Regions from separate parts of the Mus musculus genome. Here all the other regions are linked to region 7. A link is a loop called in an ENCODE intact Hi-C map of the cell type or tissue named here. Cell type or tissue: heart. All regions are shown on one strand.

What was found. Peaks named below come from ENCODE experiments on the same cell type or tissue, not always from the same donor. Only the 100,000 strongest peaks of a DNase experiment are listed, where the experiment ranks them.
Region 1: it touches region 7 in a loop (7-fold over the local background); 5 of 42 quality-filtered maps call a loop at or near these places.
Region 2: it touches region 7 in a loop (2.0-fold over the local background); 3 of 42 quality-filtered maps call a loop at or near these places.
Region 3: a loop joins it to region 7, with 4 times the contacts of the local background. A loop is called at or near these places in 3 of 42 quality-filtered maps.
Region 4: it touches region 7 in a loop (8-fold over the local background); 11 of 42 quality-filtered maps call a loop at or near these places.
Region 5: a loop joins it to region 7, with 8 times the contacts of the local background. A loop is called at or near these places in 34 of 42 quality-filtered maps.
Region 6: it touches region 7 in a loop (13-fold over the local background); 3 of 42 quality-filtered maps call a loop at or near these places.

Annotation. Positions count from the first base shown.
Region 1 is chr6:112,205,816-112,209,815 of GRCm38, forward strand. No RefSeq gene overlaps it. Among named protein-coding and RNA genes, the nearest start is that of 1700054K19Rik, 2.9 kb to the right of the region's middle. In heart, CTCF peaks have their summits at 1,620 (motif pointing right) and 3,096 (motif pointing left); no DNase peak of the experiment used is centred here.
Region 2 is chr6:112,779,780-112,783,779 of GRCm38, forward strand. It overlaps Srgap3 (SLIT-ROBO Rho GTPase activating protein 3), which reads right to left. Exons shown (of 22, transcript NM_080448.4): 5 at 1,094-1,279. Among named protein-coding and RNA genes, the nearest start is that of Gm26799, 82 kb to the left of the region's middle. In heart, a CTCF peak has its summit at 2,121 (motif pointing left); a DNase peak (open chromatin) is centred at 1,792.
Region 3 is chr6:112,196,084-112,200,083 of GRCm38, forward strand. No RefSeq gene overlaps it. Among named protein-coding and RNA genes, the nearest start is that of 1700054K19Rik, 13 kb to the right of the region's middle. In heart, a CTCF peak has its summit at 1,583 (motif pointing right); a DNase peak (open chromatin) is centred at 1,618; H3K4me3 peaks cover 319 bases.
Region 4 is chr6:112,492,451-112,496,450 of GRCm38, forward strand. No RefSeq gene overlaps it. Among named protein-coding and RNA genes, the nearest start is that of Oxtr, 4.6 kb to the left of the region's middle. In heart, a CTCF peak has its summit at 2,465 (motif pointing right); a DNase peak (open chromatin) is centred at 2,511; H3K27ac peaks cover 284 bases; H3K27me3 peaks cover 1,495 bases.
Region 5 is chr6:112,698,305-112,702,304 of GRCm38, forward strand. Gm35824 (a long non-coding RNA gene) reads left to right here. Exons shown (of 2, transcript XR_377964.4): 2 at 66-183. It overlaps Gm26799 (a long non-coding RNA gene), which reads left to right and starts at 1,476. Exons shown (of 2, transcript XR_869361.2): 1 at 1,476-4,000. In heart, a CTCF peak has its summit at 2,265 (motif pointing right); a DNase peak (open chromatin) is centred at 2,297; H3K27me3 peaks cover 1,140 bases.
Region 6 is chr6:112,362,687-112,366,686 of GRCm38, forward strand. The region is part of intron 11 of Ssu2 (ssu-2 homolog (C. elegans)); the gene reads right to left. Among named protein-coding and RNA genes, the nearest start is that of Ssu2, 23 kb to the right of the region's middle. In heart, CTCF peaks have their summits at 123 (motif pointing left) and 2,085 (motif pointing right); a DNase peak (open chromatin) is centred at 2,765.
Region 7 is chr6:112,999,488-113,003,487 of GRCm38, forward strand. No RefSeq gene overlaps it. Among named protein-coding and RNA genes, the nearest start is that of Gm43868, 45 kb to the right of the region's middle. In heart, a CTCF peak has its summit at 1,638 (motif pointing left); a DNase peak (open chromatin) is centred at 1,604; H3K27ac peaks cover 279 bases.

The sequences.
Region 1 (4,000 bases), 790 kb before region 7:
TTAACCTCAGGCCCGCCCTGAGATGTAGGGTACAGTTTTACACGTCCGCTCCCCGCCTTAAAACCATGGACTGCCTCCTTTCATCGGAATCCACCGCGGAGAGCCATGGCCTTTACCTACATAGCTGACTCCCATAGAAGGCCTCTCTGTGCTTCCTGCCAGCCAAGCCAAGCCCAGCCCAGCCCAAGACCGCTGCTGTCAAGTCAAGGATTCATTCCTGCAGGGTCATCAGGAGCTTCTCTCCTTTATGCCCCTCAGCCCCGAGCCAGGTCCAGCCCACGGCCCCCCACTCCGTTCTCAGCTCTTCCGCGGCTCCCAGCAGTGACTGGGTGTCCAAAAATCTGAGACTCAGATGGTTCCGGCCTCCCTGCACACCCAGGAATCCCCGAGTCAGCTCCAGTTGTCCAGCACCCACCTTGTTGTGCTCCCCCACCCCTTCCCCATAGCCCAACACCCTCGCAGCAATGGCGTGGGGTAAGCGCGGTCAAAACTCTGGCTTCCTGCCTCCCTGAGTATCGCGAGTCCTGTGGCAGAGCAGATGCAGGACCCCACTAACCCTAGATGTGCTTACAGCCTGCGTGCATGGTAACTACCATCCACTGCTGCCTGGAACTTCCTAGTTTCCTTGGAAACAAAGCTTGCCAGGTTAAAATCATGAATGAGCATCCTGAGCAGAGCCCTCGATGTTATTGATAGCACTGATTGATCGGTGCTGTGATGATCTAAGAGTCCTATGCAGTAGACATTAGGAAGAGACCCAAGCCTGTGGACATTTTACAGGACATTTGCCATTTTGCCAAGATCAAAATCAAGGCATATCTGGATTCAAGGCCAAACAAACCACGACAAGGAATCCCAACTGCCATCCTTCAAGCATGTTAAGGGCAATCCTGCAGGTTGAACAACCTGTGAGAACTCTTCTGAGCAGAGGGGAGCCATGTTTGATGGCTGGCACAGTGTAAGTCTTCAATCAGTGTCAGCTTCGGGAAGGAACAGTCTGTTTGGAATCGGCCATTTTGTTCCCTTACAAAGCGTCTGTTTCACACAGGAACCTCCTCACCTAAGCCAGTCTGGCTTGCTTGGAGAGCTCTGAGCCAATGAGAAACACCATCTCAAAAATGTAAGATGATGGCTCCCAAGGGGGCAATTCCTGATGCTGACATCTGGTAAACATACACACACACACACTACATATACACATACACCACACACATACATATACATATAACACACATACACACACACACTCCACCATTGTTTTGGTTCAATTATGTGGCTGTCTATCTTGCAAAATGCTCTGAAATTAGTCACAGAATGACATCCATTATGTTAGTTGGTCACATATTCAGTTGCCTGTGTTAAAATTTGAAAAATTCTTACCAATCTCTAAAAATTATTACCTATCTGTAAATTCAGGAAAGGAGTGGTCATGTTTTCCCTCATTTATGGCTCTTTTGTATTTAATGCTAAAAGAGGACATTAATAAGAATCAGTTAGGATATGGTGGGCTCCAGTCGTGTGGTGGCTGTTCAAATTCAGAAGACGGTACCTGGGACGGGGTAGAGGAAAGGAGACAGAAACAGAACTGGGGCTTTGTCATCCACTATCTCATATAACCACTAGATGGCACCAAACACAAACCATGCTGTATTCCAAGAGAGCAGGCCAGGTTAACCTTGATGCTAAAGAATTTCTGTACTGAGCTCTGGAAGAGTCTTTAAACTACGGTACGTACAAGTGACTCTAGCCCAAGCAGAGATGGCTGTTTGGATGTCACTAAATCAAAAGTATTTTGTATTTAATGCTAAAAAAGGATATCAAAAAGAAGCACTTAGGAGATGATGGGTTCCAGTCACGGGGTTGGCTGTTCAAATGCAACTCTGGTATACAAGCACCTGTATCTTCAGTATCTCCCTAGGACGGCACAATTGCTACCCCAGCTTTACAGCTAATCCAGAGATGTGAAAGACTGTTTCTTGCTCAGTGCCATGCAGGTAGAAAGTGGCCAACCTTGGATTGAGTCCATATTACTCGCACCTACATCATGACACATATCCCAGAGATATGACTGAAAGCCACTGGGCCACCAAGCCCACAAGTCACCATAACAAATACAAGCATCTCTTTTCATCCCTACATCCCATTATCCTAACCATCAATTTTACAAGAGCAGATTCTAACAGCTAGTGGAGGAAAAATGCTACTTCCCCAAGAAGCAAAAGATATTAACAGGGGATTCCCTAGAACTGTAGTGAACTGCTATGTGGGTACTGGGAAATGAACTCGGGTCCTCTGCAAGAGCAGCAAGTGCTCTTAACCACTGAGCCATCTCTTCATTCCCAAGAGTCTTTTTGACTGTTACCCCCCCCCCCACCCCCCGCCCGGCCCCTGCCATCTTCTTAGGACCCCGACTTCTGCAGCCACTACTCTACCCTCTGCTTCTAAGTTGAGTTGCTTTAAATTCCAGACAGAAGTGAGAACACACTGTGTCTACTGTGCCTGACTCATATCACTGGCGTGATGTTGCCCAGTTACTTTAATATTCTCAACGAATGACTGAACTCCCTTCTTTCCAAGGTTAGGCAGTAATCCATCATGCAGGTGTGGCACATTTGCTCTGCCCATTGTGTGCCAAGTGAATACCTCTGCTGCTCCCATTTCTTGCCTTTGTGAGACCAGTGCACCAATGGACTTGGGAGCACAGACATCTCATTAAAGGAGTCATTTCAGATTCCATGGGTAAACTTCGGATCGTCATTGATTACTCTTACTTGCATCGCTCTATTGGAGGAGTTGTACCTGTAGTTTTCATCAGTGGGTTTTATCTTTCAATGTCATTTCCCACTGGATAGCATGACTCTGTGGTGTAGTTATCTCTTCTAAATTGAAACATTTCTGCCTAGAGGGTGATGGGGGAGGCCCATGAGACGTGATGACCTAATGCAGCTTGCAAGGCTCAAGATGATGATGAACATGGGCTGGAGAGATGGCTTATCGGTTCAGAGCACTGACTGCTCTTGCAAAGGACCTGGGTTCAGTTCCCAGGACCGACACGCCTGCTCACACTGTCAGTAACTCCAGTCTCTGGGATTCTGGTGTCCTCTTCTGGCCACCAGTAGGCACTGCCTACCCATGGTCCAAATAAAGACAAGCAGGTGACACACAAAATAAAACTGAATGTGGTTTAAAATAAAGGCAACTCATCAAACTCAGGACTTGGGAAATTCGGAAAATTCTGAGATTTACAAGACTGCCCCCACTTCCCAAGAATATACAGGCTGTAAATGATTACTGGGGCAGAGGAGACTCTCCTATCTTCCATGGAGCTGCCTCCAAGTTGGGAAGGGACCTTTAAGGATGCAGCTTTTTGGAGTCCTTAACTGCTGTCTTCATCATTCATGGAAGTAACGCACCCTTGTTCCTGAAGTAACCACAATAAACCCACCGTTTCACTGCACTAGACTTGGGTGGAATACTTGCCTTGGTCAGTCATCTATGCTCTGTATGATATGTTCTGTGTGTTTTGTCTGATCCAGGAAGTAAGCAAAAATGAGGGTACAAAGAAAACACGGAAAGACATGGAATGTCTAGCTAGGGCCACACTTGCCCACTGAGGTGCAGGGAGAGGAAGAACAGCAGTGGTGTAAAGTGACAGCAGGATCCTACCTCTAGTATCCTCACTCGTGCAGGCAAACACTCTTGGGGAGACCCCAAAATGGCCAGGATGTGAGGCCAATGCTTGTTCTGACCCTGCTCCTGTAACAGAGAAGACCTTATGATACAGACTTGAGCTCCATCCCAGAGATAGCTGGCGGAGTGCAGAAGAGAGTCCAGGAGAAGTGACATGAAAAGTCACATCATGGCATTTAAAAGATTAATTCAAGGCCACTTAGAGAAATGACTGCCGAGCAACCAGAATGGTGACAGCTGAGACCTGGGCACAGGGATATGGAAATCCCACAGGATTTGGGGATCCTAGTGCTCTGGGAAACTGCGACAT
Region 2 (4,000 bases), 220 kb before region 7:
TCCTCAATAGAGCATCCTGGGCAGCCGTTATCAATTTATCAGAGCCAACATGAGCAATGAGACGTATTTATCAGATTTAACAACTGAAACTCAGGGATCAGTGTTAATGTAGCATTTAAAACCCCAGCTCAGAGGTGGCAGAGAGGGCTCAGTGGGTGAAGTGGTGGCTGTGTGTGCATAAAGACCTGTTTGGATCCCTGACATCCATGTGGAAACTAAATGTAGGTCTGTAACCCCAGAGCTGGCGGAGGGGCAGAGACAGGAGACTCCTGGGGGCTTGATGGACAGCCAGTCTAGCCAATGAACTACAGGTTCAGAGACAGACCCTGTCTCAAACAGGAAGGCAGAGTGCAATAGAGGAAGGTATTTGATGTCACCCTCTGGTCTCTACATAGACACAAGACGGTGAGGACCACATCTGCATACGATTGTGCATACACTTGCATACAATGTACGCAAGTAAACAAACGAATAAACCCCAGGCTCCAAATCTTGAGCTCCCTCCACCATGCCTACAAAAAGCCTTGCAGCACCCATACACAGTGATTCTGAAGCTATGGTCTTTGACACAGCAATGGCAATTTCACAACAGACTTGTGACGGCTTTAAATGTTAACCTGACAACCCAGAATTGCCCAGGAAGAGAGTGTCAATGAGGAACTGTCTACATTGGGTTGGATTCTGGACACGCCTAGAGGAGATTGTCTTAACTGAGTGACGTGAGATGGGAAGACCCACCCTGAATGTGGTGACACCACCTCATTGGCTGGGTCCTGAACTTTGTTAAGTGAATCAAGCTAGCTTAGCATAAGCGAGCAATTGTGTGAGCACATGTGTTCCATCCTCTCTGCCCTTGATTGTGGATGTGATATGAGAAACCGTTTTCAGGACCTGCTCCCTGGATATCTCTGCTGTCGTAGACTGTAAGTGTGAGTTAAAGTAACTCTTTCTCCACTAAGTTGCTTTTTGTCAGGATGTTTTATCCCAGCCACACAAATGGAACCAGGCCAGGCTCCTTCATCCTTCATGCGAAGGAGGAGCGGCTGAGAGCACCGCTCTCCTCTCCGTGCTTTGCCCCATTCCTCTCACTCACCTTCTCCTTCATCTTCTCAATCTTCTTCACGGAGCTGCGGCGCTGGGGTCTGTCCTCGTGCCGGAGCAGGTTCATGCTTAGCTCTCCTGACTTGTTAAACTGTTTCTCCTCCTGCTTCTCAGCCTCCTTCAGCTTGCTTTCTGCACTGATGCTCTCTGCATGGTACATGTGGTAGGTTTTCATGACCTGAGGACAATGCGTACAAGAAACCAATAGGCCATTATGGCTCAGCACGGTACATTCTGTGGTCCCTGGCCCCACCCCAAGGGCCACAGAACTCTTGCTTTCCCATTACACATTCACCTTAGCCTCTTTACTTCTGCACAGAGTCCCTTAGGGCTGGAAATGAAGATGCTCCTCAGGTGAAACAGCTTTATCGTGAGTGACATCATTATCACCCTCATCATCATTATCATCATCACATCACTGAGGCCCTACTAAGTGTCAAGCATGAGCTAATAAACAAAAAATTAAGAAGAGCCACGACAACCTACAAGTGATATGGTAAGCCAGGCTCTTGCTGGCCATCCTCTCTAGTCCTGCCAGACGTGATCCGTGTATCCTTCTTCCTTATCTCCACCCTGAAGTCAATGGAAAAGCCCTAAAATGGGCTTTGCACACGGCCCTGTTACATAACCTAATAGATACTCTGCGGTCCCTGGAATACATTCAACCTTAGCTATACAAAGAATTCCAACAAAGCAAATTGCACTCTGCTGCTCAGCTTCTATTACAAAACAGGATATGATTATAACAGGGGGAATTCTGAGCCTGAAGTTGCATCCTGAAACCTTTCCAAGCTTACAAAGCATCCTATGAATGAGACACGTAGCCAGCGCTTCCTCTCAGATCTTGATGGAGACTCCTCTGCAGCCCACCCGACAGGGCTCACTTTAGTAGTTTCCCCCAGGGCTTTGAGAACCCACTTCTCACTGATCTCATCCACTCCAGTATGCCAGTTCCAGGACACTCTTTGTAAACCCCACAGCCCAGAAAATATTGTCAGTGGTACGTGTTTGACATCTAGTGGCCAGAAGGAATGAGTGCAGCCTTCCAGGTGAGCGACAAGGTCCTGTTGTTCCCAGGGTCTTTAGGCTGTGGTTCACAGCAAGCATTGAAGATAGTCAAGAGTTGGTAGCACCTACTGCAGTTGTCCCTTCAGATGCTCCACGATCCCTCTCTGCTCAGAGGCATTCAGCTTCTGCTGCTTGTATCTACACACACACACACACACACACACACACACACACACACACCTCCTGGGTTCAGTGAAGATTGCTACATCAACTTTTCTACTTCAGCTTTCCAAGTCTGTTTATCTCAGCATCAACCTATCATCCTCACTGGGTAATGCATTGGGGTGGGAGAAGCATTTCTACATGTGTCTAGATCAATGGTTCTCAATCCCTGGGTGTCAAACCCTTTGGGTACAATCTTTTCACAGGGACCACCTATTACATATCATGTATTTGCATAATAATAACAGTGTCAAAATTACAGTTATGAAGTATCAATGAAAATAATTTGATGGTGGGGGGCCACCACAACACGAGGAACTGTATTAACGGGTCACAGTACTGGAAAGGTTGAGAAACGCCATGCTGGATCTTCTGCTCAGCCATCCACATGTGCATCTGTCTAACTGCACCAGGGCAGCATCCCAGATGGGTGTTCCGCTTCCCATGTTTTCCACCTGCCTCGGTTTCTTCCTCCCACCCCACCCACCCCCTGCCATTACCTCAATTTTTCACACACACACCCTTGAGCCACACAATGCTCCTCCTATGCCCTACAAGCCAAACTTCCCAGGATCCTTCCTGGGCTGTTCTAAAACTCCCATGCATGAAGAATAAAACCCGAGAACCTGGGGCTCAACTGTCTATGATCCCATTGATGGCTGGTCCCAAAGATAACAGGGAACCCAACTGCACATGGTGACATGGCAGACAGCTGCCACTGAAGAGTGTATTTAGAGGCCTCTCAGAAATGAGTTGATTTATGCCGGAACCCTCAATTGTTGCCTTTATTTAATTACAGTTATCCTTTGGTATTCATGAAGGGCTGGTTCTCAGTCTGCCTCATGGATGCCAAAATCTGCAAATGTTCAAGTCTCTTATATAAACAGTACCACAACTGCACAAAGCCTAAGTGTGTCCTTCTGTAGGCTTTAAGTCCTCTCTAGGTCACGTACAATATTTAATGGAATGCAAATGTTATGTAAGTAGATTACTGAGTATGTAGTAGTTACTGAGAATAATTGTAAGAAGAAAGTCTGTTCATGCTCAGTGTAGACTTTTCTTTCTGAATATTTCCACAGGTGCAAAACAGACAGATACCCAGAACCAACTGGACCTGAAACACAGACTTCAGTAGGGTAAGAATTTAGTTCAATAGCCTACAAGAGTCTACTTGATGTTCCAGTTCAGGACATGTAAAGTTGTATTTAAGCTTGCCTGGTACTTCAAAGTTTACAAGCATCTTTCTATCATCTGCATCCATTGAAGGAGCATTTCAAGCCATCCTTAGTACACTCTTGGAGACAGTGGGACATCAGTTTAAACAGCAATGTCACATAAGGCTTACTGAGCACCTCCTACATGATGAACCTTGATCTAAGCACCCACATCCACCACAGTATTTCTCATTAATAACAAACAAACAAACAAACAAAAAAACAAAAAAAAACAAACCAAAACAAACCAAACAAAAAACAAAAACCATGAAAAGGCACCTGTGAACTCTGATTTATAGGGAGGACCTAAAAACACTTCAGTCATCTTCCTTGAGGTCAAAACACTAGCATTGCTGGAGTCAAGGTTCAAAGCCAAGATGTCCGACCCCACTGTGGGAGTCTAATGAGCACAGGATTGTAGGTCCCTCTTACTATGCTTTTTCCACCATGCAAAG
Region 3 (4,000 bases), 800 kb before region 7:
CCTCAACCATTTTCAATAGAGTTGATCAAATCCATAGATATGGAACCCAATATGGAACTTGTGAGTGAGCATGGCCTGAGACCATAGATTGTCCCAAGCAACATGTTCCACTGTCACAGTAGTTACATGACGTTCTCTACCCACAGGACAAAAGAAAGTCATAAATCAAGATATTACCCTAATGTGTTGGTGGGAACATCAGGTAGGTTACTAAAGGTATTCATGATATCTCAAGATGACCTGCAACATCACAACTCTCCATAATCATGATGTTCTAATCAGCCCTTGTAAATCCTTAGCATAGGTTTGGGTTTTCTCTCTGGGAACTTCAGTTTGGTTCACAGCATGCTTACTCCATTACGTGTATAATTAATCTACAGATGTCTGAGGTACATGGAAGAATTACAGAGGCTATATATAGATGCTGTGCCGTGTTAAGTAATGGTTCTGAAAAGCCTCAGATCATGAGTATCGAGAGATGGTTGTGAGTTCCCCTCTCTTCTACCCATTGTTTGGTGGACTCATGGTCTTCATGAGAAAAACTCAACTCAAACTCACAAACACAAAGAACATATGTAGACCCTAGCCAACAAGTTGGGGGCAGAGGTAGTCTACAATTTTATAAAGAAGACCAAGAGAAGGGTGATTAAGATGATAAGGAAGGATGGGGGATGGTAAAAGGACACAAGAGAGGAATGAAGGGTTGGGGAAGGGGTTATACTGAGGGGTCAGGGGGCAAATCAAGTGGAGGCATAGGGAATGGAGAGCCACAACGCACACTTTGTTTGAAAATGTCACAGCAGTATCTAACACACTATATTTTTTTAATTTTAAAGGATGAAAATAAATAATTATTTTAAAATAGGATCAAAGGGGCTGAAATTTGAAATTTCTTCTCCCATTTCTCCCCACCCCTCATCACCTAACCAAACTATCAATACAAAAACTCCCTGTGGTAGAGATGATAGTTTGACCCACTGTCTTAATACGGGAACTTTTCATTTCTTAGATTGTGTGTACGTAAGACAATTTTACAGCATTGGAACTATTTAGTAATTTGCTTGATTCATTTAATATTATAAATAAGCTCTTTATCATGCAAAACACCCACTTACCCCAGCACCCACATTCAGTGGCTCACCTGATCAATTCTAACAGTTTTAATTATTTTTTTTCCACCAAATTGCTCTACTCTTGAATGGATTCTTATCAAATTGATCAGTTGTATAAGAGTTGAGAAGATATAATGGGATAATTCCATTACGTTTAATTTTAGTGGAAAGATGGGATTCGGGGAGTAAGAAATATCGCTGGGGATTGTGTAGATAATTTTAAACCTGAGGAAATTGAGCTCTCTAATCCGGCTACTGGGAAAAAAAAATCTATTCATTCAATCATCATGTTAACGTTAATGTTATATCCACTGAGCGCACCGTGAGATACTACAGAAATGGCCCCGAATACAGTACAAAGCTCTGCCCCTGGGTAGTATACGTCTTTTCTGCCAATTGCAAATCCACCCTGCTTTGCCCGCACCTTGTGACGTTCTAGTCTGAAGCGGATGCGGTGCCGCTTTGACAGTAGAGGGCGCTGGAGAGACGCTATACGTGGAAACAGCTTCTGACACTGGGTGTGTCCTGCTTACAACTTGGCAGCTGTAGGCTGAGGAGACAGGAGGACACATCTGCTGATTCCCCTCATCCAGGGTGGCTCGGGCAGCACTTCCTGAGTGTTCAATGGAAAAATGAATGCACTCTACGGAGCTCCTGAAGTCTGCCAAGCCAACGTTTGCTAGCTTTAGTAGAGAAGCCAGAGAAGCCGGAAGCAATGTGATTCTGTAAAAGCCTATATCAAATCCCCTGTCTTTAGGAAGCAAACTCTACATTGTGGGGAAACTCTGGTACTGCCTTCCCATAATATTTTTTTCTTTTTTGTAGAGCTCTCTCTCTCTCTCTCTCTCTCTCTCTCTCTCTCTCTCTCTCTCTCTCTCTCTCCCTCCCTCCCTCTCCCTTCCTCCCTCCCTCCCTCCCTCCCTCTTTCCCTTTCTTTCTTTCTTTCTTTCTTTCTTTCTTTCTTTCTTTCTTTCTTTCTTTCTTTCTTTCTTTCTTTCTTTCTTTCTTTCTGCTTGTTGGTTAGGGATTTTCTTAAAAGGGCACCAGCCAGTTTATGGTCTGTCACTTTTTCGCTAAGAGTTTATAAAAACATCTATGGCATCATCTGGTATCAGTCCAGTGGTGCGGAATACATTTCCCAGCCCAATGTCGACAGAATGATTTCCATCCTAGTGATGCCTCCGAGTCAGGTCACAGGGGAACAATGAGGCTTTAGCTTCATGCTCTTCAAGTCAGAAAGAGCCACAGACAGGATCCACCAGGGAACCGCTGGGACCAGTCACCAGCTCTTGTGGAAAGTGAGAAAGCCCAGCTGTCATGGAAATATCCATAAAGAGAGCTACAGCAGCACATATCTGTGATTCACACCTATACAGAGACCTCTCAGGGGACACCCACACGGTAGAACCCAGCTCTGGGAGAATGGGATGGAGTTTAAAACTAAGTGTACCGGAGAGATGTTATGTAGCATAACAGAGTAACACAGAGCATAGCAACTGGAAAGTCTATGCATTTCTAGGGGTGGAAGGATAGACAGGGATCTGGTTCTTTGTGCCCCTGTTGGGGAGGAATTTGCCAACATGCCATTAACATTGTAGCATGCACACACTTATGAGGGTTAGTCCTGGTTGTCAATTTACCTGAGTATGGAACTAAAAGGTGCCCTGCTGGGCATGTTAACGAAGGAATTTTCTCCATAAGGTTATCTGAAGTAAGAAGACCCATAGTAACTGAGGTGCTGCCTTCCAGTGGCAATCGAGACAACTGTGACAGACTAAAGGGTTCCGGCTTATGCCTGCTTGCTTCCACTCTTGCTGGTGAGTCCATCCGTCCTGCTGCTGTTACTACTACATTCTTTCACTGATGTTCAGACCCAGCTTCAGGCTTCCAATATAGACTGAAGACCAATGGCTCTCCGGGAGTCCTTCGGGACTTCAGGGCCAGATTAGAACATCGGAGACTCTTCATGGACTTCATAGACCAAATATTGAGTTCCCAGCCTGTCCCAGTGTGAAGTGGTCATGGTTAGACTCCCTAGACCAAGCTAATAAATATTCATTAAATATGAGTCCAACCTATTTGTCCTGTTCCTCTGGAGAACGCTAACCCAGCCCTGTTAATGACTGGCTGTTTCTGAGTTATCTTCCAGCCCAGTTGACATTAGGAGCAGAGTGTTGACAGCGAGTGGACTGTATTCCAGAAAGTACCACATCCCAGACAACCAAAGAATGAGAGACGACCACAGGGAATGCTAATGAGGCATAGATGCCAATGCCTGATCACTTGACCAGAGGAGCAAACCTGTGTTCCCGAATACACTGCCTGTCTTTGTTTCCTCTGTCTCCATAAAGCCTGCAGACTGGAGATGAGAGAACACAGTTTGAGTGTGCTGATCCACTGCTTTCTCAAATCAAGGCCCTCTGAATAAAACTTGAAGATTCCATTCCTCTTCTGCTCACGGACAGGTTGTGACAGGCAAGGGTTGCGACAGCCCTTGGTCCTCAGGACTAATAAGCCCCTTGGGCCAGAAGATTCTTCAGGATTCCCTGCCCCTGGTTGGCTATGAAGGTCTGCTTCTCAGAGGAGCCTGGAGCTCTGACTACGGTGACTGGTGGGGTTGGGGGTCACTCAACAACCCAGGGATAACATTGAGCCAACTGTGTGTATGCTCTAGGACCCTCAAGGGTGACAGAACTACCTAGAGATTGGCAAGTGGATAGGTGGGCTCAGACCAAGCTCCACGGTCCTCTAAATCTCAGAAGTCCCAGGAGAAACCAGCTCTCCCACCTCAGAAGGTTGTGGGGACCAGGACAGCATCAGGAAGACTAAGACAGACCTTCCCACATTTTCTGGGTCTTCTTTTATGACTCCATAGATGGGTGTGGCTC
Region 4 (4,000 bases), 510 kb before region 7:
CTAGTCACAGGCGCACTGGAATGACAGGAAGATGCTAACAGGCTTGGCTTTTACCTAGTCTCTGGGGATTGAAACTTGGGTCCTCACCTTACTAACTCGCTTTGCCCACTAGGCCGTCTTCTTGGCCCTCCTTTCTTTCTAAAGTGCAACGAGTGTGGCGTTATTCCAGTGGGTCCAATATCCCTGTTCCACCCTGTGGCTGGATGAGGAAGGATCAGCCTCGTGAGCTCATGAGTAGGACATCTGGGAAAATGAATGTTGGGCTTGCGGAAGGCAGCCTGCTCTTCCCCTTTGAGGAGAGCGGCTATCTGGGCCACGTTAGTCAGCCACCTCGCCAGCACTGGCTCCCCTTCCCTACAGGCCCTGACCTGTGTAGTCTTGTGTAGCAAGTGATCCTTGTGGATTTCGTAAGGACCACTCAGCCCAGGCAAAACCCAAGTTCTCTAACTTGGCCTGCATCTGAACAACAGAGTCAGTCAGACACTCACAGCCTCCTGGTTTAATCTCTCAGTATGTGTGGAAAGCAGGCAAAGAAGAGAGGCTCTGCTTGCCTAGTGACCTCCTCTGAAGGTCCCTGGGGAAGGAGAAGGCACACACTGGCATCCTTGAATCCTAGCCAGAGAGAAAGACGCCTTTCTATTTCAGTGTAGTGAGGATGCATTCTAACAAAAGGTGGGCAAAGCACTTGGTCCTAGAGAGATCGCAGGAGGTAGTTTCACCAAGGAAGTCATTGTCCTGGGATCAAAGATGACAGGAGTCCTTCCCTGAAATGCCAGTGGAGTGGGGTGGGCATTGGTGATCCCACGTGGATGTGATGAAGTGTTGTCAACTTCCATTACACAACACACAGGATGCTGAAGGGTCCCAAAGGTGTGTTCCCCAAACACTGGAAGCATTTTCCATGATGGTGCTCGATTTGTAAATTTAGCCTGAGTGACACTGAAAACGACAGGAAATGTAGTTCTTTTTTCTGCCACCCGCTCTTTGGCTCACCAAAAACAAAGTCTGATAGAGACTGAGCCAGGAGCTCCAGGAGCAAAGCTTATTGGTGTGCAGTAATCACATGATAAAAGCCCACAACTGATGGTGCGAGAGGAGCTGAGGCTGAGCGACAGGTGGTGGCATGGACGGAGGACAACCACAGAGAAGATGGACAGGAGAGCCTGGCATCAAGACTCTGGTGGCCCGGGACAGAAGTTATGCCCGTGTGTGATGTGATGTGTGTGTGTGTGTGTGTGTGGAGTATGGTGAGACTGGAAAGTTTATTAACCAGAATCGGCTAAAGCAGGGCTTGAGAGGCCTCGGTGGTTGAGAGTGCTTGCTACTCCTACAGCTTCAGCTCCTCAATGATCTCCATCCACGATGGAGTGCTTACAACCTTCTATAACTTCAGTGCCAGGAGATCTAACACCCTCTTTTGGCCTACAAGGGTACCTGCATGCGTGTGTGTGTGTGTGCGCGCACACACACACATGCACACACACATCAATTGGGCTTGGGTGTACACATTCTTTAATCCCAGAACTTGGGAGGCATAAGCAGGTAGGTCTCTTGGAGTTCAAGGCCAGACTAGTCAACCAAAGCAACGTGGTAAAACCCTGTTTGTTGGTTGGTTGGTTGGTTGGTTTTTGTTTTATTTCGGTTTTTTTTTTTATAAAGTAAGACCCACGTGTGCAAAGAAACTTATTTAGTTAAGAAATTGGCTTTTGTGTTGTCGAGGCTGGCAAGCCCCAGATATCAGGACCCAAGGGCAGACATGCTGCTGCATTCAAGGCAAATGCATTTACTGCAAAATTCCTTGATCGGGGAGGACATTCTTGGGTTGGCATAGGACCTCCAAGCGGTTTGATGGAGCCCATTCCTACTATGGGGCAATCGGGCAAGCCACACCACTAAAATAATAATAATGATAATAATAATAATAATAATAATAATAATAATAATAATTCAATTTAAATGTTAATTTTATCCAAAAACAAAACAAAACAAAGCCCCACACTCTCACTCCCACAGAATAATGTTTGGCGTCCAACCATGGTCCAGCCAACTGAGACCCCAAAGGAAATGTCACACAAGAAATCCCACTGTTGCTTTTGTGCACACCTCCCCACCGCCTCCGTGGCTGAGCAAGGTGGGCATTGCATACACTGGTGCTTCAAAAGGCCCAGGACACAGCGGGATGGGACCTCTCTGTGCACTTATTAAATATGGAGTGGTGGGAGAGGAAATGGAAGAGAAATAAGCATTTCCCACGGCTGTTCCGCTCTGTTGAGAGCAGGATCACCACCTGGGGCAGACAATCTGCCTGAAGAATGACCCCTGCGGCATCCCCCCCGGGAACGGGTCGTGGGGTTTAGTAGCTTGGTAGTTTTCCAGTTCCGGAACATTTCGTCTCTCTGCAGTCAGTGAGGAAATGAGTGGCCACTGCCTCCAGTCCCTTCTCTCCCTGAAATCATCTCTGCTTGGGCTCCTGCCTCCAGGAGGGGTCAGTAATGCACTCAGGCCTGATGGTGCTGAACACTTGGCCACAATCTTCCTGCTGCTGACAGCCTCGCCCTTGGCCTCCTTCATTTGCTACTGCCAGCAAGAGACCAGGGACAGCAGGACATGTGGACTGGCCTGGCCTGGGACATTCAGGGGTTGGTTGTGTTCCGGTGCCAGCTTGGAGCTATAACTTGAATTATTCTCCCAGCCGGAATCATTTTGGACTCTTCACCCTGTGTTTTCGTTCCAGTGTTCCTTGGAGGGTAAAAAAAAAAAAAAAAGAAAGAAAGAAAAGCATGCTTTTGTATTAGAGAAAACTGTGAACTCACAGTGATAAGCATTACTCTGTGGGTTTAACCACCTTTCGCATGAATGACCGGTTCAATGAACTGTTCTAAGACAATGTTGACCTTCTGAGGCAGTGCAAGCAAGCAAGAGTTAGTGTGTTGGAGGAGTGTTTTACAAGGAGGCCTCCTTCAGCTCTGTGCCTGGAATCAGGTTTCCAGGAAGCAAGGGCCTGGCCCCAGTACTTGATTTATTGAAGGATGTTCTCGGGAACCAGTCATTTTCTGACCACATTCCTGTGTGACTTAAGTCCTTTTCCCATGCTGACAGTCCCCACTTCTGGAGTGCCCTGTGAAAATTCTCGTGAAATTAGCCTCCATCTTTATTGCCAGTGAAGCCAGGTGTCTTTTCAGTTCAATGAGACAAAGTATATGGGCTGGAGGTATACTGAGCCTGTAGCTCCTTCTAACCTAATTGCTGTGCTGGGTCCACCAAGCCCTCACTTCGGGGGTGGGGGCCTTCCCTGCCACCCAGGCCCTCAGAGAAGACTCCAGTTTCTGAGGCTCAGCAGGTGAGGCTCACAGATTCTCTTTATACCATGAATGCTCCATTCTGCTGATGAGTGCCTCCTTGTGTTCCCAGCTCCCTGTTCTTTGTGCAGACATCCATTACTTTCCCCATCATCTGTGCCTATCAATAAAAATGTGGCCAGAAAATGACTGATGGGTTCCCGAGAACATCCTTCAATAAATCCACCACTGGGGCCAGGTCCTTGCTTCCCGGAAACTTGATTCCAGGCACAGAGCTGAAAGAGTCCTCCTTGTAAGAAAGTATGCCATTCATATTCGAACAAGGGGAACAATAGCTGAGGTAAAACAGGAGGCTTCACATTGGCTATAACAGTGCACATCCTGCTAACGAGTGGCTTCAGAAGTGTGCCCTTTCTAGCTGGACAATGGCGACTTAGTCTAAGGCAGCAGAGAAGAAGCAGAGAAGAAAGTCTTCCTTGGGGAATCAGAAAGCTTAGAGTAAAGTCAGGCTGTTCTTTCAGAGAAGAAAAGGTTTATTGTGAATCAAGATCTTTGGAATCTGTTTATCCTTGGAGGAGGAGAGGCTTGGAGAGGTGAGAGCAGTGTAGACCTGGCTGAGGGCCTCGTGAGCTGCAGGATGCTTGGGGTTATGATGTCTGCTCTCCAGAGGAGGAAACAGGAGTTCAAAGATGGGAAGGCAC
Region 5 (4,000 bases), 300 kb before region 7:
TACTCACATGAACTCTAGGTTGAGTTGGGTGCTGCTGGATAGTTCTGGGAACATCGGAGGGGCAGGTTGCCGTGCAAAGATACGGCAATAACAAAAAAGCAAGTTTGCCATAGTTATTCCTTTAGGGTTCTCTTTGGATACTGGGCAATTAGGTTAACAAATGACTGGGGAGTGAAAGAGAAATGTGTGAGAAAAGAGGGAAGAATAGGGGAGGGACAGAGAGAGGGGGAGGAAAGGAAGAGAGGGGGGAAGGAGGGAGGGAAATGAGGAAAGAGAGAAAAGAGGTGGGGCTGGGGAGGCACTCTCTTCTCTGCAGAGCCTCCAGGTCACACCCCAATGCCATTCATCTCTGAACTCTTGCCACCAACCACTCAGTGAGATGGAATTAATGAGCAAATTACCAGTGAGCTCACATTCCCAGGTCATCTTTTCCTCCTGAGCTAAATGTTTTCCTCCTGTCCTCTTTAGCAGCACCCAAGGAGCCATGTCACCTCTGGGCCTAGGGAGGAAAGTTCCAGGGAACAAGCAGGTTCTAGAAAGACCATTATGGGCTCAGGGCAATATGCCTCCCCTTTTCCCTCCCTTAAGCCTCAAGAGCCATTCTCCTGTCTCCTGACAAGCTGCCGTCTGTCTCTGAGAAACATGCCCTTCTTTTAGATCAATAACGAGCTTGTGCCTCTTTATTCAGGAGCAAAAACAAAATGTTCTGTATTTAAAAAGCAGACAAGAGTCAGAGGCTCTCCCATAATACTTAGCCCCAAGTGAAGAGCCAGGATAGGTTGACTCCATGAAAAACAGATGCCCAGTAAACTTGAATTTCAGATATACAGCAAATAATTTAGAAGTATAGTGTGTCACAAACATATAACATACCTATATTTTAAAAAATATTCCCTGATTATCTGAAATTAATGGTTTAACCTGGACATCTGGTGCCTTTATTTGCCAAATCTGACAACCCTAATCAGGGCAATGTCTTCCCAGCCAAGTGGGACCTGTCCTTGGCTCACCCTGGATGTCTCACGGTCCTGAGCTCCTGCCAAAGGCCTCTTTGCATCCCACCTTCATCTCTTCCCTCCATCCTTCTCATCCTAATTCACTTTCTTAAAGAGTTTGGGATTTTGCCCTCCTTCCTTCCTGTCTTCTTTATCTCTCCCTTCTTCCCTTCTTTCTTCTATTTTTGGTTTTATTGTTATTTGTCTGTCTGTCTGTCTATTTGCAGTACTAGGGGTCAAACCCAGGCTCTGGAGTTAACTAAGCAAGCATTCTACAGAGCTACATCCTCAGCTCCTCTACTCTCTCAGCTTCCCTTATTCCTTTTAAGGTTCAGCTATTTTATGTTTGAATGTTTTGCCTACGTGTCTGTCTGTGCACCACATGCATACCTGGTATTTGCAGAGGAAAGAAAGAAGGAAAAGGAAGGAAGGGAGGGAGGGAGGGAGGGAGGGAGGGAGGGAGGAAGGAAGGAAGGAAGGAAGGAAGGAAGGAAGGAAGGAAGGAAGGAAGGAAGGGAAAGAGAAAAAAGAAAGAGAAGAAAAAGAAGAAAAGTGCTGAATCCGTGGATCTAGTTATGGCTGTGAATAACCATGTAGATGCTTGGGATTCAACCACAGGTCCTCTGGAACAGCAGGAAATGCTTTTAAACACACCAAGCTATCACCCGAGGCCCCAGCCCTGTGGTTTTTAAGACAAGGTCTGGCTATGAAAGACCTTGCTTTTACCTGCCACGTGCTGATGCTCCAAGCTATACTGCCCCACAAGACCCAGCCCCTCCATTCATTTTACTAAATGTTTCCAGCCTCCTGACACCCTTTCCAGGAGCTGTGTACACGAGATGACAAATCAGATATGGTCCCTGATCTTGAAGAGCTGACGCCCTGGGGTTGGAGGAGAGATGACATAGACAAGGGAGTATGAAAGAAAGTGGAAAGCGAATGCATTAAAGTCCAATGGCTCAATGTAGAATGGAGGAGTGCATAGGAGTTCCTAGCCTTGTCAAAGTGTCCAGATTTGAATCTCTCCACACCTCAATTTTCTAATCTGTAAAATGAGCTGATCCGAGATAGCATTTGCATTAAAGGGACTTTTAGTATTGCAGAGATATTTTAAATTCAAGTGCAAAGCTAACATAGACAACATACATGATTTTAAAATCTGAGTAATAGATATAGCAAATTAACTAAACTACTACCTGCATTATTTTAAAATTTTGAAAATTTCCACCAATATTAGGACGTTTGCTGGCTGCCATCTTACAAGTGGCCACATGGGGGCAACAAAGTACCATACAAACTGAGACTGAGCTGGTCAAGCACCCCATTAACCCATAATTCACTCATATTTTGTCTGGTCATTTAAATGACTTTAATGAACTCTGAGTATGTTCAGGAAAAAGAATTGAATCAAGGTGTAGTCCACCCTTAACCTCAGCCATCAGGAGGGCAAGGCAGGCAGATCTCTGGGAGTTCAAGGCTAGCTACAGCTACATAGTGATACCTTGCCAAGAAAGAATGAAAGAAGAGGGGAAAGGAAGAGGAGGAGGACTATGCCCCTGCCCCACTCCTGTCCTCCTGAGGTTTCTGACAAGCCCCTAAGGTAGGCACTATCACCATATCTGTTTTAGACACAGAGATTCTGGGAAATTAGAAATGTTTCCTCTTCTGAAATGGTCCCTGAAGAGGAGCTAGGGAAAATATAAGAGCCAGAGATCAAGGAAGATTGAAGCAAAATAGTCTTCTGGAGAGGATGGCCCGTTGCACTTAGGAATGCACAGCAGCTGTGGTTGGCTGCACAAGATGAAGCCAGTGAACACCCCAGCCTGGAGTTGGCGTGGTGGTTTGAATGTGTTTGGCTATTAGGAGGCGTGACCTTGTTGGAGTACATGTGGCCTTTGTTGCAGGAAGTGTATCACCATGGAGGTGGGCAATGAGACCCTCCTCCTAGCTGTCTGAAGTCAATCTTCTCCTTTTTGCCTTCAAAACAAGAAGTAGAATTCTTAGCTCCTCCAGTGCCATGCCTGCCTGGATGCTGCTGTGCTTCTGGCCTTGATGATAATGGACCAAACTTCTGGACCTGTAAGCCGGGGCCAATTAAATGTTGAACTTTATAAGAGTTGCCCTGGGCGTGGTGTGTCTTCACAGCAATGGAAACTCAAACTAAGACGGAAGTTAATCCCTGGGACTGGGGTGTTGCTGTGATGGGCCTGACCATGGTTTTGTTTGGAGGGATGTGGATTTGGGGGCTTTGAATTTGGAAAGCTATGGAATGCTTTAAGTAGGACTTGATGGGCCATCCCAGTAGGAATATGGAAGACATTGGTGCTGAGGGTGATTTGAACTCTGGAGATCTTTCTTAATGACGTTTTGGTGAAGAATGTTGCTGCTTTCTACCCTTGTCTGAAAAGTCGGCCTGAGGCTAAGGTAAAGAGATTTCGGTCAATTGCATTGACAAAGGAAGTCTCAGAAAAGCCCAGCATAGACTGTGTCCTCTGGTTTACTCTCATGAAGAGAGTTTTGATCAAGCACAGCAAGCTTAGGCATTGAAGAAGTTGGAAACAGAAAGCTAGTGATAATGCAATAGAACAAGGGGGCCATGTTCTAGCCCCAGCAAGCAGCAGAACTCAGCAACTTTAGCCATGTTGCTCTGGCTTTAGAGTTAAGACTAGAAGGGCCTACTGGCATGATTGATGCTGCTTAGCTGGAGCTAAGAAATTAGTGGTGATTAAGAAGAGACCAGCATAATTGAAATGAAATATTCTTGCAAGTATCTTCTGAGAGCACAAAGAAGCTGTGTTCCAGAGATAGCCAAGGTTGTACCTCATGCTGCAGTTGGACTTGGTAATGTGTAAGAATCACCCAGGTAGTACTGGTTTTGAAGGCATGAAGGGGTCATGGAGAGCAGCTGAGGCTTGGCACTGTGAGAGGCCAGGGAAGGTCATTGGTGAAGGTGCAGCCTCAGTTGCAGGTAACAGCCCAGGACTTAAGGGGTCAGGCAAAGGAGG
Region 6 (4,000 bases), 640 kb before region 7:
CAGCCGCACGCACGTGGCACCTGGGGAAAGTGTGGATGCAGGAAGCTTGCATGTTTACCTGCTGGGATAAGAAAACAAGTGCTGGGCAGGGTTCATGTGTGAGCATCTGCTGCCCCCTGATGGACAAAGCTGTGGCCTCACAGCTTATCCAAAGCGTTCTGCTTTCTGAAGTCCCAATCTTGAGGTCCTGTGTGAGATCTCCTGCTTTCCTCACCTTCCTCCATGCAAAAAATAAATAAATAAAAAATAAAAAGGTGATAGGCATCATAGGGCATCTAGAATAAAGCAATTTCATATTTCATAGACAAAGAAACTGAGGTTTGCTAAAAGGACATATATGATATGAAGGAAGAGGGCTAGAAAACACCAGTGGAAAAGTAAATGGAAGGGGAGAGGAGGGGAAGTAACCCACACATAAGGATGCATGAAAAAATTGAAAACATATTATTTTATATGGTAATCTAAACTGTATTTTGAAAATAAAGATAATAATTTGAATAGGGGTGCTCTGTGTGGGTGGACAATACTTCTCTTAGAAGTCATGGGTTTGACCGGGCATGGTAGCACACGCCTTTAATCCCAGCACTTGGGAGGCAGAGGCAGGCGGATTTCTGAGTTCGAGGCCAGCCTGGCCTACAAAGTGAGTTCCAGGACAGCCAGGGCTACACAGAGAAACCCTGTCTCGAAAAACAGAAGAAGAAGAAGAAGAAGAAGAAGAAGAAGAAGAAGAAGAAGAAGAAGAAGAAGAAGAAGAGGAGGAGGAGGAGGAGGAGGAGGAGGAGGAGGAGGAGGAGGAGGAGGAGGAGGAGGAGGAGGAGGAGGAGGAGGAGGAGGAGGAGGAGGGCAGCCATGGGTTCCTAAGTGAAAATACCTCCCTAAATGCTGTTGGCCAGGGAGGTCCCAGTGTCCTTCCCTGGGGGACTATTAATAGTTATTGATAGCTGCTAGTTGCTGGAAGAAGAGAGCTCATTTTTCCAATGGTATTGCCATGGGTATGTTGCCAGTCAATAGGCTCCACTCAAGCTCAGGCTTCCACTAACTAAATTCAGTAGGTCACACGCACAAAACAGACATGACCATAACTGCAGGAGGGGAAAGTGGCTTCCTTAGAAGAGGGAAGGGCATGAGACATACTAATAGAGTGAAAATTATTAATAGTTATTCTAGGCATGTATGTTAATGTTTAGGAAGGAAGGGAAGAAGGAGGAAGGGAGGGAGGGAGGATAGAGAAAGGAAAAACTGAGGTTTGAAGAGGTCCAGCCATGGGAAGCCAGAACTGAGACCTAATCATGTGTTGTTGTCCCACAAAACCAGTACCAAAGGTTTGGCTCACAGGGCATTGTTACAAGGAGGTTGTAGGAACTTTAGGAGGTTGACCTTAATGGGAAGTTCTCCAGTCATTGGAAGGGTGTCCCTGAAGGGATTTGTTTTCTCCCTCCTTCTGCTCACTTTGAAGCCATAAATCTACTCCCTCTGTGTATGTCAAATCAGGGCAACACTAACCTCCCACCCAGCCTTGAACCTTCATACTTAAAATTAAATAAATCTAATTTTTTTTCAAAAGTTAGTTGCCTCCAGTATTTTGTTACAGTCACACAAAGCCACAACAAGCTGACAGATGTTATTTTAATACCCAACAAAGCCAGTTGTGGTGCTGCAAACTGGCAGGATATGCTGACGATCCAGAGGCAGTACAAGTTCAAGGTCAGCCTGGAATGAAGCGCTGTCTCCTGGACAGGACAAGGCCATTACACTTGAACTCACAAAAGCTATTGTTACCTACACAAAACCAATCCAACAAAGTCAGCAACAGACACACACACACACAGAAGAGAGGATGTGAAAGTGGGAGGGGTGCAAGGATTGGGAGGGGGACTTGGAGTGGATATATGTGGTCAAAGTTACACTGCACACAGGTGTGAAACTGACAAAAGCACGTTTTAAAAATATATGTTTAAAAGCTCAACTATTTTGGCTAATTTCCTGCTCTAATTGCAAATAAATGAATCCCCTGAGGACACTGGCCAACTACAGAATTTTAACCACTGTTACCACAAATATCTAGAAATAAGATCCACCAGGGGGCAGCATAACCACATAATGAAAAACTGGTTGTTGCTAGCACCAAGAGGTCCTAGCATCTGAATAGACTTTTGGAAACTTCAGTCTGTGCCTAGACACCAGTTTAGGCTCCAGCTCATGAACCTGAATATCTGACCTCTCCCTTCAGACCTTGTTGCAGGAAATACTAAAAATCGAACCAGCCTTTCCCATGCTTGTGCCTCTGCCTTGGTGGCCTGGCCAATCATGCACTGGCAGGCAATGGCCAATCTGTTTTTATCTCGTGGAGACTCTGACTCAGAACTCCAAAACCCACCTAAGTTCCCTCTGGTTGGTTACTACTACGCCAACCCATTCTTCAAATCCCCCACTGCCTTTGTGATGCACATCTGGCAAATCCACGTTTTGCCGATGTACCTTTCTCTCTTGAACCCAGACGAGCCGCCGCATGAAGGAAAACACAACACAAACTTAGTTCAGAAACAATGGTAACTCAATCTCTGAGCACAACAACTAAAGCCTACTCTTGTGAGACTTATTAAAATCTGACTGCTCTGGTGGCAAATCCTTGCAGATCCACCATGATACCGGGGAAATTCTAGCAGCTACATCTTAACCCTCTGCTGTCCCCGTTCCAAAAGGACCTAACTCTCTCTGGACTCCTCTCTTCCTCTGTCCAACCGGGAAGTCCCGCCTTCTCACCCAGTGATTGGCTCCTTTATTCATTAGAGGATTGGTTCACAAGAAGCCACGAGAGCACGTGACTCATTTCTCATTCCAAACAACCTCTCTCGGGAGAGCAGAATTAACATAAAATACAAGCAGCACAGAGCCATCCACAACAAGTCCTGACCTCACACGCCTCCGTGACTAAGACAACATCGAAGAGCCTGAATATACATCAGCACCACAAACACAGTGGCCTCAACTCCCCACCAGTGCCAAGAGTTATGGGGTACCACCAAGGACAAAGCAGGTAAGTAGAGAGGTACAAAGTCACAGCAGGGTGCATAGTCAGAAGGCCACACTATGGTGTCTCACATCCTCAAATTCTTGTCTTTCTGATCATGAGATAGAAACTAATGTGGCCAAAAGCTCAGCAATTACATTTGATCATAAAAGTTAGCATGGGCTTCCTGATCCCCAAACCAGTCCTCTTTAACGTTAGCTAGAGGATTCAGTTCTGCAGATGATGTGTGGAGTGGACTGAACGTGTGGAAACAAGGAACGCATCCAACGGGGGCCCTGATAAAGAGATCCACATGTGGATGTCTCAGGTCTCTCTGTTCCAGATAGACTGAAAAGAAGCTGTCAGCCATCCACAGACCCCCTCATCCAGGCTCTCCATGCCTCTCCAAGAGCTCAATTCTCTCAAAACAGCACAAACAAGCAAAAAAGAAAAAAAAAGCTTGCAGGAACGCCTTGTGGTGAATTCGGATAGATTCAGACACAGTCGGTTTTCCTGATTCATAGAACTGTCCTGGGGACAGCGAGACCTCAGAAGGATTCTGACCCTGACCTAGCTGTGTTTATCTGGACTCCTAGACCTGAAGGTTCAAGGTCAGTTAAAAAAAAAAAAAAAAGGATGCCTCCATCCACAGAATCTATTTGATTCAATCTGTATGCACCTGTCTATAATTCAAGTAGATACTACAGACCACTCCATGCACAGGGGGCCCAGACCTAGAAAGCAAACTTAGCAAGTGTGTGTGTGTGTGTGTGTGTGTGTGTGTGTGTGTGTGTGTGTGTGTGTGAGAGAGAGAGAGAGAGAGAGAGAGAGAGAGAGAGTCTCTCCTGCTCAACTGCTGTTTCCCCTCTCTGTGTCTCTGTCTCTCTCTGTGTCTGTCTCTCTCTGTCTCTCTCTCTGTCTCTCTCTCTCTCTGAGTGTTTGTCTGAAGCTACTTCCTTCTAGATAAAATGTTCTTGAGTTTCTACGCCA
Region 7 (4,000 bases):
GAGGCTGCACAAAAAAAAAAAAAAAAAAAACGAGATGGGGGCAGGTGACCCTTGAAGGTTGTGGGGCTAAATATAATCTAAGAATCCTTGTATTTGTCACCCAAAGGACCTTGGGGAGAGGGGCAGAAAAACATGAGTGACCTCTACATCTTTGTCCCCCAGGTTAAGAGCACCTGCTGCTCTTCCAGAGGTTCAAAGTTTGCTTAACAACACCCTCACCAGGCTCCCAGCACACAAAACTCCAGCCCCAAGGGGACCCAACACCCTCTCCGCCTTCCTCAAGCACCCCAACACAGGGGACATATATCCACACAGACACATGCATGTCATAAAAACAACAGAAATAAATCTAGCCTAGTGTGGTAGCACCTGCCTTTAATCCCAGCACTAAGGAAGAAGAGGCAAATGGATTTCTGTGAGCTCAATGCCAGCCTGGTCTAAATAGAGTTTCAGCCTACCCAGTGCTAGGATGAAAATCCTGCTAATAGATAGATAGATAGATAGATAGATAGATAGATAGATAGATAGATTATTTTAAAGGGTTAAGAACCATCACTCTACAGATGGGTGGTCCTGGGATGTGGGTTCGGCAGTCCGGATGATGCCCACACTGTGAGGGGTCCTGCTTACTGTTATTGCCAGTTTCAAAAGAGCAGTAGAATGCAGAAGTAAACAGCTTGAATCTTACAGCTTAATCAGACAGGCCTGACTGTGAGGCACCCTCCTGTCGCTAGGCAGTGACCTGGAGAGATGACTTTGTCATATCTGAGCCTCCTCCATGTGATGGGAACATGCTAAGTACCCACTTCCCTGGGTTGGGCTGCAGGTCCATTGCGAGTATGAGAGCCTAGACTTAACACACAGCATCACTGAAATATGTGACAGGTGTCATAAAAGGATGCTGTAGCAGGAAGACACAGGTGAGGGCCAGTATGGGCAGCCCGGCATCCTCCCAGAAGTTTTTCTGTCCAGGTAGGATGCTGGTGAACCATGATGCTCACCATAAGCACCCGACTGCAGTGAGTGCTTCGTCTATGGCGGCTCCCATGGGATATTTTACTGCCCCAACTTTATGGATGGAATAATGAGACACAAGTTTACTCACAGCCTGTTATCCTGCTGTGAAAAGGGGAAGAGTCATGACAAAGACGGTTTGGTTCCAGGTCCCTTCCCCTAGCTGCACATACACTGCCCCTGAATGCCTCCGGAAGGGGAAGAAATAAAAAGAGCCTGTTCCCTTTCTTGTTCCCAAATACCTTCTCCACCCGTAATAGCAGAAAGTGACAAATGCCTAGGAGAGGAGCACTAGCTCTGCCCACCAGGATCCACTGTGAGGGAAGCCTGCAAGGCAAGATCTAGAAGCGTCTGCAGAGAGCCGAATAAGAGAAGCACTGGGAGGCAGATGAGGCTCAGAATTGAATAAACCCGGACTCCACCTGGTGACGTAGGGTCTCTGAGCCCAGAGACATACTTTCTCAAAATTTTATTTCTCCCTGTCTGAAACAAGGCTTAGACACAATATCCCAGCTAGCTCTACAAGGCTGGGCTGAACTGGTGGGGAAGAGGCTACTGCATGCTGGGAAGTGGGAGGAGGGAGTTGGTCAGAACCTATCCCGGTAAAAGAGCGCCACCTGGTGAGGCACTCTGAGAACATTACTGGTGGCTGCTCTGACCAGATCATTGTAACCCAAGGAAGCCGCTTCTAGTCTCTGAATTTCAGAACTTACAAGGACATCGGAAGCTAGCGATGATGATAATGCCTGCAATTGTTAACTCCTTTACCCACACACATTCTCTTAACCACGCTGTTTCAAAATGGCAATGAGTTGTGAAGAATGCAAAGAATAAGTGGCGATCCTTTGTTCTGGAAATGCTGTTAAGTTACTTATTTTCCCTTAACTTTTGTTTACTTAGGGTTTGGATGGATATTCTTGTTGTTATTTTGAGACAGGGGCTCACTTTATATCTCTGGCTGGGTATAAAGGCTAGGCTGTCCTCAAACTCACAAGAGGTCCTCTGACCTCAGCCTCCCGCGTGCTGGGATTAAAGTCATGCACCATTATGCCTAGCTGTTTGTTTGTTTGTTTGTTTGTTCATTTTAGTTTTTCAAGGCAGGGTTTCTGGCTGTCCTGGAATTTACTCTGTAGACTAGGCTGACCTCGAACTCATAGAGATCCTCCTGCCTCTGTCTCCTAAGTGCTGGGATTAAAGGAGTGCGTCATGCTTGTTTTTAGTAGTAAGCACACAGCATGAGACTTTCCTATATTCAGGCAGGGCGGCACTGACTCCGGCGTGATGTTGTATAGGTCTTAAGAACTCACCCATCCTGAGTAACTTAAACGATACTGAATGCTGCTGATTACATGATTAACCTTGTCCAGAATAATTTATTCTTATGACTTCATTTAGCCCCTCCCCCAAGGAACCACGTGAGTGGAGGAGGAACCAGAAGAGTACAGCACTCACTGCGTCAGCGCCTAAGACTCTGCCGACTTGAAAAGTCCACACTAACACGTGTAATGCGAATTACACTTGATAAACATGCATTTACTAAAGCCGTATGACCACTGCAGGAGAGAGAGGTTGTTCTCACAGTTAGGGAACTGTAAATGTGCTGCGTTTGAATCTTAAATGTCCTTCAAAGGCTCATGTGTTAAACAGTTGGTTCCTGGGCCAAGGTGTTGCTAGGTGTTGCTAGGAGGAGGTAGAACTTCAAGATGTGGAGCCCTAGGGGGAAGCTTTAGGTAATAGGGAAAGGCAAGACCTGAGGGAATTATGGGACTCTGGTCTCTTCGTTTATCTGCACCTGACGTGAAGGGCTCTCTTCTACACTGTGTGTTGCCACTATAATGTGCCACACCACGGGTTCAGAAGTAAGGGGACCAACCATTCACAGACTGAGATTTCCAATCTATGGGCTAAAATACACGGTTCCTTTTGACAGGTTTGTTGTCTCCAGTATCTGTGGCCGCTCTGGAAAGCCGACTACACAAGGTGCTGGGTGCTGAGCATTGGCTGATGTTTAGAGGTGCACCTGACCAAGGGACTGGGGAGTCAGTCTTCATGCTGAGGAAACTATCCATTTGGAAAGAGGCAGAGACATGACTAAGCCCTTTGTAAGATTGACATACAATATGGACGCATCTAGAAGCCAGAAGAGCTGACTTGCTCTACGGAAAGAACTGTCAAAATGGCTATGCCCGGGGTGATTCTGCCCCAAGCATCTGCATCCCTCATGAGGGCTCTGCTCGAAGACTATCTGCCCCATCTTTCCTTTTGACATCTCAGCTCCTTAACAACACCTGTGTCCTGATCTCCTGATAACCAGAGCCCAACAAGGAGCGGAGCAATGGCTGCTAAACAGATATTTATTCAGAAGAGGCCTCTAATTCATCTGTCTTTCCCCCAGTCCTTCCTCTTGTTCCTGGTACCCACACAGATTAGCCCCTAGTTCCTCAAGGGACATCTAAGGATGTGGAGATTCAGAGGCAGCCTCCAGCCTAAACAAACTAATGACGCCTCACAGATGCGGCTCTTCACCAGCCCCCCTGGCACAAGGTCAATTAAGACAGTAAAGCTGACAACAGGCACAGATGCCCTTCACTGAGCCCTCACTCCGTGCTAGCCTGCTGCTAAGCCCTATTGCATGACCAAATGACTGCCCATCCCAAATAGGGTATGTGCTGGTTAGGGATTTTTTTGTTTGTTTGTTTCTGTTTTGTCAACTGACATAAGCTTGAGTCATCTGGGAAGAGAGAATGTCAACTGAAGAACAGCCTCTGTCACATTGCCTCCATCTTGACAGATGGTTGATGCGGAGGGCCCAGGCCACAGGTGCTGTCCCTGGCCAGGTGGTCCTGGGCTGCATAAGAAAGCAGGCTGAACAAGCCATGGGGAGCAAGCCAGTAAGCAGCACTACTCCGTGGCCTCTTCTTCGGTTCTTGCCTCCAGGCTTTGGCTTCTGCACTTACCCTGGCTTTCCTCTATGGTGGACTATGAT